2 separate regions of the Homo sapiens genome follow, and region 2 is linked to region 1. A link is a loop called in an ENCODE intact Hi-C map of the cell type or tissue named here. Cell type or tissue: left lung. All regions are shown on one strand. Each heading gives the region's core, and the rest is flanking DNA. Links, peaks and the distances in the headings are about the cores only. Region 1 overlaps KCNG2 (potassium voltage-gated channel modifier subfamily G member 2). Region 2 overlaps KCNG2 (potassium voltage-gated channel modifier subfamily G member 2).

Region 1 (5,368 bases), core at 238-5,237:
CAGTTGCTGCACATGATTATCACATACATGTGGTTGTCATGTGGTTTGCACATGGTTTGCACACACAGTTCTCACACAGATGGTTGTCACACCTGGCTGTCACACACGCGGGTTGTCACATGCATGTCACACACAGCTGTACTCTTGTCCCTGAGGGCACAGTCAGTGGAGGGGCAGCAGGCCCCATTCTGCCCTCCCTCCACACCTCCCACCTTCAGCTGCCCCTCGGTGGGAAAGCATGGTTTTTAGCCACAACCTCCTGTGGCCTCACAGCTTTGGTGGGCCCCACGTCGCCTTCCCCACTCACTCTCAGACCCTCGGACCTGACTGTGAGGACCCCTCTCTCATTCCTGGTTTGAGCCCGTGGAAGCCCAGGTCTCGGGGTGGGGGTGCCCTGAGGGTGCTGTGAGGTGGTGAATTGGGCTCTTTCCTGAGGTGCATGGGTGCAGAGAAAGGGGACACCCTACTGGACCTGCCACCCAAGGGCTCAGGGTGGGTGCTGCCTCCTCGCCAGGTGGGCAGGAGCCTGCCCCTCGCCCCAGGACAGACGGCCAAGGCCCTAGGCAGAACACAGACCCTGAGGCAGCACCTTCAGGCCAGGAAGAACGAGCCACAGAGGGTGGGTGTGGTGCCTGTCCTGGATCCATGTGTGGCTGCTGTGGCCACCCGGGAGAGGCAATGCGATCTAATAAGGAAGCTTGACTCATCAGATCGGGAGACACCACCCCCACCCTCCTCCCAGAAGGAGGCACAGATGGAAACAGCTGAGTGAGACCCCAGAGACCAGGTCACACTCGGGTGAGGAGCCCAAGAGGGGCGTGGAGGCTGGAGGCCCGGCCCATGCCCACCTTGGCCAGCCCGCGAGAGATGCGCCAGGGTCGACTGCAGACTCTCAGCCAGCCCCAGGGCGGCCCCTCCCTCCTCCCCCGCTGCCTGGCCCCCTCGATTTTTCTAGCAAATAAGCAACAGCACGTCAGGAAACTATCTTAACTGAGAATTATGTTCCTGAGACAGGTGATGAAGCTATTTTTAGAAGTCTGTCACAGTTAAATTCTATAAAAATTAAATGACCCCAGCCCATCAGTCGGGTCACCATGTATGACAGTCCCTCCCGCCAGCATCTCCGATGCGGAAACTGCTCGTTCAAGGGCTGGGCACTCTCTGGTCTGAAGATTTAGGATTAATAAGGAACCGCCCAGAAATCAGTTCGTACCTGCGAGAGACGTCCGTGTCCTGAGGCAGAAATGACTGGGAGGCACTTTCCAGCAGGGTGCTCCGTGGGGGCTTTGGGGCTGCTTTAGGGGAGACTCATTCCCAGGCAGCAAAGGGGGCCCCTGGCAGCTCCAGCCACCAGAAGCACCCGGCAGCCATGAAGAGCCGAAGGTCCGCAGGTCTGGCCGAGCACTGAGCTCGCCTGTGAGATGCGGCCATTGGTGACTAATGTCCGAGAGGCATCAGGACTCGACACAGTGCCCAGTTCTGCTGGGGGCTCCACAAACATTTGCGTGTTGAATGAGAAAACAGACATCTAAGAATAGCATCAGGAGATGAAAAAAACAAAAATAAGGGAAGAAGAAAGAGCAGAGAGACTCGTTCCGCAACAGCAGAGGAGGCAGCAGCTCCACGGTAGCTATGGGGTGATAGGACCCCTCTCACTGCTCACCAAGGCCGGCGAGGGCACCCAGGACGTGTCAGAGGGAGAAGGCCGGCAGCCTGCAGAGACACCAGGCAGGCCCTACCCGGGTGCAGCCCAGGACACCACGGAGCAGCTCAGGCGGGCCAGCCTCAGCCCAGCTGGCACAGGGAGGGCAGCCTCACCAACCGAGGGACCCTTCCTGGTGGCTGTACGGGTGAGGCTGAGCCTCAGGGCACAGATTTGGGGGTCTCTAGGGAGAGCTGTTGCTGCCAGGCCTGGGGTCCCCACAGCACCTGTCCCACCTGGCACCACCCTGGGCACCGGACCCTCCTGGCAGAAGGCATGCAGCTGGCACTCAGTGTCCCTTCAGATCGGGCTGTGTTGGGCCTGGGTGTCACCCATGGACAATGTTCACGCCGCGGGGTTTGTGTGAGCCCCGTCCTCCCTACAGGTGAGCTGAGCGCTCAGCCAAGGACCCGGCCAGGCCTCACAGCCAGCAGGCTGCAATAGAGGCCGTCCACCTCCCCTACGGCTCCTCGGTGTGACTGGGGTAAAATACACATCACCTAAGGTATTCCATTTTAACTATTTCAAGTGGACAGTTCAGTAGCATGAATTCCAACCGCCGTGCTGTGCAGGCATCACCACTTTTTGCCAAATTCTTCCATTGCCCTCAACAGGAAATCTGTAACCACTAAGCAGTAACTCCCCCATAGTGCCACCTCCAACCCCTGGTAAGGTCCACTCTGCTTTCTCTATGAACCCCGCTATTCTAGGGATTTCATGTAGGTGAATCACACAGTGCTGGTCCTCCAGTGTCCAGCTTCTCTCACTCAGCATAACGCTCTCCAGCTCCAGCCGCGCTCCGAGGAGGAGCTCCTTCCTTCTCCGAAGGAGGTGCGTGTCAGAACCTCCTCCTATTCTGTGTCTGGGCAGTGCCCTCGTGCAGGGTACCCCACACTGTGTGCGTCCACCCTCTGTTGGCGACACGTGGGCTGTCCCCATCATTTGGCTAATGGGACTGATGCTGCTCTGAACGTCGGCGCTTGTATCCTCTGTTTGAGTCCCTGTTTTCACTTCCTCCCCACCTTTTGGCTAATGGGGCTGATGCGGCTCTGAATGTCAGCACATGTATCCTGTTTGAGTTCCTGTTTTCACTTCCTCCAGGCATGTTCTTAGGAGGGAAATGCTGAGCCAGATGTTGATGCTGCTGCTTAACTTTTAGAGAGTCTGCCAAACTTCCACAGCAGCTGAGCCATTTTCCCATCGGCAATCCTGAGGGGTCCAGTATCTCCCATCCTCACCAGCACTCAGGATGGTCTGTCTTTCTTATTACAGCCATCCTGGCAGATGTGAAGCGATAGCTCATATCTGCATTTTCCTAATGATGAGTGATGCTGAGCATCTTTTCATCTGCTTGCCGGGCATGTGTGCATCTTCTTTGGAGAAAAGTCTGTTCAAATGGGTACAATGTACATTTTTTAAAAAAAGGCTATTCAAGTTCTTTGCCCATTTTATTTACTTATTTATTTAGAGACAGGGTCTCACTCTGTTGTCCAAGCTGGAGTGCAGAGGTGCAATCAGCCTCAACCTCCTAGGCTCAAGCAATCCTCCCACCTCAGCCCCTGGAGCAGCTGGGACTCCAGGCATGCACCACCACACCCAGCTAATTTTTGTATTTTTTGTAGAGAGAGGGTCTCGCTATGTTGCCAGGCTGATCTCAAACTCTTGGACTCAAGTGATCCTCCCACCTCAGCCTCCCAACGTGCTGGGATTACAGGTGTGAGCCACCATGCCTAGCCCCTTTGCCCATTTTTAGATTTGGTTGTTTGTCTTTAGTTACTGAGTTAGAGAAACTCATTATATGTTCTTGATATTAAGCCCTTATCAGATATGTGATTTGCAAATATTTTCCCCCAGTCTGTGGGCTTTCATTTTGTTGATAGTGTCCTCGGATGCACAGAAGTTTTTAATTTGAATGAAGCTCAGTTGATCTATTTTTATTTTGTTGCCTGTGCTTTTGATGTCATTTAAGCAACCATTGCCAAATCCAACATCATGAAGATTTGACCACATGTTTTATTCTAAGAGTTTTATAGTTTTATCTGTAAATTTTGGCCGTCAACCCATTTTTACTTGAATTTTTTTTTTTTTTTTTTTTTTGACAGAGCCTGGCTCTTGTCACCCAGGCTGGAGCACAGTGGCGCAATCTTGGCTCACGGCAACATCTGCCTCCCAGGTTCAAATGATTCTCCTGCCTCAGCCTCCCAAGTAGCTGGGATTACAGGCACCCACCACCACACCCAGCTAATTTATGTATTTTTAGTAGAGACGGGGTTTCACCATGTTGGCCAGGCTGGTCTCAAACTCCTGACCTCAGGTTGTCCACCCGCCTCGGCCTCCCAAAGTGCTGGGATTACAGGCGTGAGCCACCACGCCTGGCCTTTTACTTGAATTGTGTATATGGGGTGGGGTAGGGCTCAGCTGCACCCTTTTGTGTGAGCACATCCCCATCTTCCTGGTGCCATTTACTAGGAAGGGCCTCCTTCCTGAATTAAATGGTCCTGGCACTCTTTTCCCAAAATCACTTGATCATAGGTGTAGGGCTCATCTCTGGGCGTCCTGCTCCGCCCTCAACTGCCCTGTCTGTCCACAGGCCAGGCCATGCATCTTGATCGCCATAGCTTGGCAGCACCTTTGAGATTGGAAGTGTGAGGCCTCTATCATTGCCCTTCTTTTTCAAAATTGTATTGACTATTCGTGGTCCGTTAAGACTCCATATGAATTTTAGGACGGGCTTTTTCATTTCTGCAAAAAAGCACTGTTTTTTGTAGGCCATTCTAGAAGTGGGCTGAGTGAATGTGCCAGATGGGTTTGTTGTGAGGAAATCCCAGCACTGATATTTGGGGCTGGGATGTGAAGGCTTCAGTAAAACTTGTCAAATTCAGACTCAAGGTGCCTTTTGTACCATTGTCCTGGGGTTTAAGCAGGAAATGTTAGATTTTTAAAAGCTTTTTATTTGAACGATTTTTAGACTTATAGGAAAGTTGCAGATTCATAGAGGTTCCCATGTCTCCCACCCAGCTTCCTCCAGTGTTGGCAGAATGGTCCAGACCAGGGATTCCCACTGGCCCCGCCCTGGTCACTACTTTAAAACCCCACTCAGATGTCACCGCGTTCTTCATACTAGAGCCACGGTTCTGTCCAGGGCCCCTCACCATCGTTCCCATCATCCGTCTGTAATAGCTCTCCAGTTTGTTTTTCGTTTTTGTTTTTCACAATATTGATACTTTTTAAAGTTATTATTTTTTTGAGACAGGGTCTCACTCTGTCCCCCAGGCTGGAGTGTAGTGTTGCAGTCATGGCTCCCTGCAGCCTCAGCCTCCAGGGCTCAAGCATCCTCCCACGTCAGCCTCCCGAGTAGCTGGGGCCACAGGCGTGAGCCACCATGCCTGGCTAATTTTTGTAGAGATGGGGGTCTCGCTGTGTTGCCCCGGCAGGTCTTGAACTCCTGACCTCAAGGGATCCACCCACCCCGGCCTCCAAAGTGCTGAGATCACAGGTGTGAGCACCGTGCTGGGCCTTCAAACGTGTGCTGTGCTCACCCCGAGAGACTGGAGCCTGCTGCGTGTGGCTCTTCTAGTCTTTAGCCTCCGGATTTCATGGAAACACATTTTCCACAATTACCTGGGAGAGCCCTTGTCTCCCCACGCTTCCGTGGGGTTGTGGATT
Region 2 (5,368 bases), core at 86-5,085, 51 kb after region 1:
TGGGGGCTGGTGAAGGACGTCACCTTTTGTCCACTTGATTGATGGGATGTGAGAACCGTAAAATGATGGTGATTCCCGTGAGAAGATGCTCAGCCTCACTTTAATTAAATAAATACATGCTGAATCCCAGACAGTGCAAGTCCCAGCCCAGCTCAAGCCTCAGACGAGCCAAATCACTGGCTGACCATCCCAGGCCAGCTGCTGAGGGACGGCAGTGGGACCGTAACTCAGTGCTCCCTGGAGAGCACGTGGGTGCGAGCGCTTCAGTGCTGTTTGTCAGGACACGAGTTCTTGAGAACTAGGAGTCGGTGTTACTGACAGAATGTGAGCTCTCTGATGGGATGTGTGCGGGAGGCTGAGTCCAGCCACCACACGGGTCGGCTTCCACAGGGTTTCCCGCACGCACTGTGCTGTCCCAGGTGCAGGGGTGGGGATGCAGGAGCCGTGAGCACCCCTACACACAGCCCTGCAGACACTGGGGAGACCCCGAGCCAGAGTCCAGCTGGGACAGCCTCCCGGGTCTCCTGGATACCTCGGAGAATGAGGGAAGCCCAGGGTGCTGGTTGCTTTCAGTGCCCGCCCCGCGCTGAGTCTCCTGCCCCTGGGCTGCGACCTGCACAGGGGCAGTAGCTCCCTGTGGGGAGGGCTCGGCTCAGGGACCACGGAAACGCCTGGTCTGCTGCACACGGCGGGTGCGGAAGAAATAGGAAGCCTCAGTTATGTATGAGCAGGACATGCCCGTGCGTCCCCAGCAGTGCTCAGGACCTGAGAACCCGGCTTTGTCAGTGTGTGCTTGGCTCTGGGCTGCCTGGACTGGGAGCAGTTGTTGAGTCTGAGCCCACAGGGGACGCACTGGCCCACAGATGTGCTGGGACGGCCCTGGGGACCGGAAGGTGGACACCTGGACCCGCCCTGTGCTGTCCAAGCAGGCTCTGTCCTCTGCCTTCTCACGTGGGATCGTTCACTCCATTGCTGGGCCTTTCCCAGGAGAGAAAATCCGTTCTATCCCAAACCCACAGCATCTTCGTGGCCAGGCGTTAGGGTGATTTGCTCAACTGTTTATCTTGCCTGTGGCCACAGAGGTTACAAACCAAATCCTAAACATCTGTGGCCCCCAAAGTTATCCTGGATTCTCTGACCCTCAAAAAGTACATTCTAAACCCAAACACACCCACTGCACCCCCAACCTCGCCATCTTTCCTAGGAGAGGTCACCAGTGGTCACGACCTGCAGACACCTCAGCCGCCGCCACCACCACGCGGGACGGCCCGCAGCCGTGGCATGGATGTTTTAATCCAGGCTGTAGGGACACACACGGGTCTGAGGTCAGAGCTGGAGTGGGAGTTGCCACCCGTTCCCAGCTGGTGGAGGCTCAGCCAGGCAGGACCTCCCACCTCTGGGCCCCCAGCCACCTGGGGGTGGGCACCGCTCGTGCTCCCCATTGCCCTCATGGGACCTCCAGTGAGTCTGTGGCCTTCGGGAGTTTAGGCTGTGGACAGCTACTGGAGGAGGCCGAGCGACCTCTCTTCTCCCCACCGTCTGCTCCCAGACGAAGCCCCCCACGTCGAAGGCGCCCTGTGAACATACAGACGGGATCACGAGCTTCAGCTGCCGTGGGCCCTAATGGCTGCGGAATAATCGGCAGGGAGCGGTGTCTTCTGTCGTCTCTGACAGTGACAGGGCTTGATGATTGCAATGACGTGGTGTGGTTTTGGGGTCCCGTGGGCTCTCCATGGTCAGGATTGCACCAGTGTTGGCTTCCTGCTGGTGGATGTGGCCTGGTGACGCCCACCGTGAGGATCCAGAGGCTTTGGAGGGATGGGTGGTGGCAGTTTCCGTGCCCCCAGAGCTGCGCGCTCCCTCTGCGCTGGGCGGCTGCTGTGTGGCCTGGATGGTGTGAGCACCCACGGGCTGGCTGGAGGCCAGGACAGACTGTGCATCTGCTCACTGGAGACCTGCCCGCTGTTGGAGGTTTCTGGCTGGAGGTTGTTTTTCAAAATCCATTGCTTCCTTGTACATTCAGGCTGATTTTTGGCTCTGTGAATTGATTTTTTCTTTTAAACTCACATGATTAAATTGAGACCAGTATAATTAGTTATAGATTTCATGACTGGGATTTGAAGCATTGAATTCACTGAGAACATTTTTGCAACAGCTTTAAAAGCTGGTAGCCAAGTTTCTTCTGCACGTGGGCAGACGTCACAGACACCGAGTTGTGTCAGCTCACAGAGCGAGTTTTGTGGATGCCGAGTTGTGTTGATCAGGGTTCTCCAGAGGTGCAGGATGAAAGGGTGTGGCTGATTGGCAGGCGTCAGCTCACCCGGTCCTGGAGGCTGGAGGCCCCACGCTGCAGTCAGCACACCTGAGACCAGCAGAGCCTGGGTCTGAGTTCCAATCCAAAGACCAGCACCGAGAGACCAGAGCTGTGGTTTCCGTCGAGCCTGAGGCAGGAGGAAGGTCCTAGCCTGTGGCCAGGCAGGAGGAGTCCCTTGCACTGGGGAGGGTCAGCCTTCGTGTCAGGCACAGGCCTCCGGGGTCCGCCGTGAGGGTGTTCTGTCCACCTGCACCTGCGTGAGGCTAAGCCTTATGAGCTGACAAATCGCACCTCCCGCCTCCTGGCAGCGCAAAACGTGCTTGCGTCTGTCGCAGCCTGTCCTGTGGGGGACCCTTGGAGCCCTGAACGGCCTCATGGCAAGGATGGACATAGGGTGTGGACAGGACGTGGGGTGTGGCCTGTCCCTACAGCCGCAGGCAGAGTTGTCCTGGACCTGAGCACCAGCTGGCAGGTTCTGCGTTCAGAGCTGATTTCTTCAGAAAGAGCAGGCAGTGGGGCTCCTAGGGCAGCTGCTCTGGGCCATGGCCCCTTCCCATCCATGTGGTATAACAAGGGCTGTATTAGGGCCACAACAGATCCAAACTTGAGAATCTCGGGGGACGTCAGGCGGGGCTGACGTCTTGCGGCAGCAAGTCGAGTGGGCGGTGCAGGACCAGCCGGTGGCCCCCCGCGTCTGGGAGGCTCCCACACCACCAGTCTCCACCCAGGGGCAGTAGAGGGAGGGGAAGGCGGCCCCCTATGACGCCTTGGCAGAGCCTCTGCGTCCGTCTGCGTCCCGTTGGCCTGGACGTCTGCGGTGCAGAGGGGCCGGCATCACATCCTAACCCAGAGGCCACAGGCCTGAGCAAAGCTGCGGCTGCTCTTTACCAGGGAGGCAGGTGCCAGTCAGCAGCGTCTGCCACTGCGACATTGGCAGCAAATTCCTGCCAGCACCGAGTGAGGACCCGCAGCAGATGTGTCACCAGGGCCAGCTGCTCTGGGGCCGCACAATGCCACCGGACCAAGCTCTGGGAGGCGGGCAGGGCCCAGTGATGGCAACGCTCCTGCACGTGCGGCCGGCCGCACACCCCTCAGCCCTTGGCACCCCTGTGGAGGGATCAGAGACCCTGCAGAGGCTCGTGGAGGCCTGCAAACGGCAGGGCCTGGAAACTCCATGGGCAGGGGAGGAAGATAACAGGCTGCATTCTCTGCTCTGCTTCCTGCACAGATTTGATGGGGAAAACATCGAAGATTTGTGTTTTGGATTTTCACTTTAGTCTGGCAAAAAAAAAAAAAAAGCTAAAATCCCTGATATAAAAGCTTCAAAGCTTCAGTTTTTTTTTTTTTTTTTTTTTTTGAGATGGAGTCTCACTCTGTCACCAAGGCTGGAGTGCAATGGCGCAATCACAGCTTACTGCAATCTCCACCTCCCGGGTTCAAGTGATTCTCCTGCCTCAGCCTCCCGAGTAGCTGGGATTACAGATGCACCACCACGCCCAGCTAATTTTTGTGTATTTTTAGTAGAGACGGGTTTCACCATGTTGGCCAGGCTGGCCTTGAACTCCTGACCTCAGGTGATACACGCACCTTGGCCTCCCAAAGTGCTGGGATTACAGGCGGAGGCACCGCGCCCGGCCAATTCTTTTTCCATAAAATCCCTCCCAGGTCTCCGGTCTCTCTTCTTGCTGCAGTACGAGGCGCAGTTGCGGGCTGGCTTAGTTCTCAGACTCTGAGTGTGACTGGCGCTCCCATCCAGCTCTGGCTCTGACAGCGGCAGGGCTTGAAACATTCTCTCCATTCTGAGCCTGTTTCCTCACCAAACAAATGCAGATTCTTCAAAGCTGTTGAGATTAAGTTGAATAATTTACGTGCCTTGCTTTGGACAGTGCTCAGCACACAGAATCACACAGCGAGGTCTCTCTCCCCTTTTGCAAACGAGGGAAGCGAAGCCTCGTGTGGCCCCCTGTGTGGCGGCCGTGGGGAGGGTCTGTGGGGTGGGGACCGCCCCTCCGGGAGCCGGCGTGTGCTGTCCTCCTCTGATGACATAGCAGGAGTGGTCAGTGTGCAGAAATAGTGGGGAGGCTCACAAAAGGACCTGCTAGGAAGAAGCCAGGTAGCTCTGCCGGTTGGGCCTGGGGACAGGATGGGCAGCAGGGTGGGCCAGGGTGGTTTTGGAAAGACAGCACTCGGGCAGGAAAACAGGAATGAGAGTTCTTGCTTTGGGCCTCGGTCCCAGGCTTGAGGCCCTCTCGGGGGACCACCCTCTCCACCCAGCGTTTCTCGCCTCCTGTCCGTATCACTTGGGAGACTTCCCCTTTCTTCTTCGTGGACTTTGTTTTTTCCCAGGCTGTTGTTTTTCTCAGTTCTGTGCCCTGCAGGGGTCTCTGTGTGCTCCCCGCCTCCCCAGGCCTCCCCCACACTCCCGTTCCCTCTGTCACTCCCCGTGCTGGCCCACGGGTGCCGCTCCTGCCGGCCCCCCTCCCCCCCCCCCAGCCACCTCCTGTCAGTCTTCCCAGATCCTCTGCGTGGCCACCGGCCCCTCTGAGCACATCCAGCCTGCGCTTGGCCTGTATGCAGCTGTGAGGGGCGTCGGGGAGCCGGCCCTAGCTGTCCGGCCGTGAGCCCTGGACGGGAGCGTTTTCCTGGGAGCTGGCCCTAGCTGTCTGTTGGGGAGCCCTGGACGGGAGCGTTTTCCTGGGAGCCGGCACACCCCATGTCCTCAGTGTCTGTTCGCGGCATCTGAACTTTGCGATTTGGAAAGCAGGAGTCTGGGAGGAAAGCAGGGGAGGCCATGGAGCGGCCGCGGTTAGAGCTGGCAACAGTGTCCGCCTAGCTGCCTCACTGGGCCAGGAGGCGCCTGGGACTTGGCGGGGAGTGGATTTAGCCCAAAGAAGGCAGCAGCTGCGGTGTCCAGGTCCAGCCTGTGAGAGGCGCTGGCCTCGCTGCTGAGGGGACATCCTTGTCAGTGACATGCTCATGCTGAGGCCACTGAAGAGTCAGACACGTTTCGGGCCACTTCGGGCTTTGACGGGGTCATCCCGAGGACAGCTGCCT

What was found. Peaks named below come from ENCODE experiments on the same cell type or tissue, not always from the same donor. Only the 100,000 strongest peaks of a DNase experiment are listed, where the experiment ranks them.
Region 2: a loop joins it to region 1, with 5 times the contacts of the local background. A loop is called at or near these places in 3 of 110 quality-filtered maps.

Annotation. Positions count from the first base shown.
Region 1 is chr18:79,817,510-79,822,877 of GRCh38, forward strand. The region is part of intron 1 of KCNG2 (potassium voltage-gated channel modifier subfamily G member 2); the gene reads left to right. Among named protein-coding and RNA genes, the nearest start is that of KCNG2, 22 kb to the left of the region's middle. RefSeq lists enhancers at 1-11, 2,389-2,528. In left lung, for the core only: no CTCF peak of the experiment used is centred there; DNase peaks (open chromatin) are centred at 818, 1,780, 2,022 and 2,546; H3K27me3 peaks cover 1,175 bases.
Region 2 is chr18:79,868,633-79,874,000 of GRCh38, forward strand. All of the region lies in intron 3 of KCNG2 (potassium voltage-gated channel modifier subfamily G member 2), which reads left to right. Among named protein-coding and RNA genes, the nearest start is that of KCNG2, 73 kb to the left of the region's middle. In left lung, for the core only: no CTCF peak of the experiment used is centred there; DNase peaks (open chromatin) are centred at 1,859, 2,589, 3,229, 4,989 and 4 weaker places; H3K27me3 peaks cover 1,122 bases.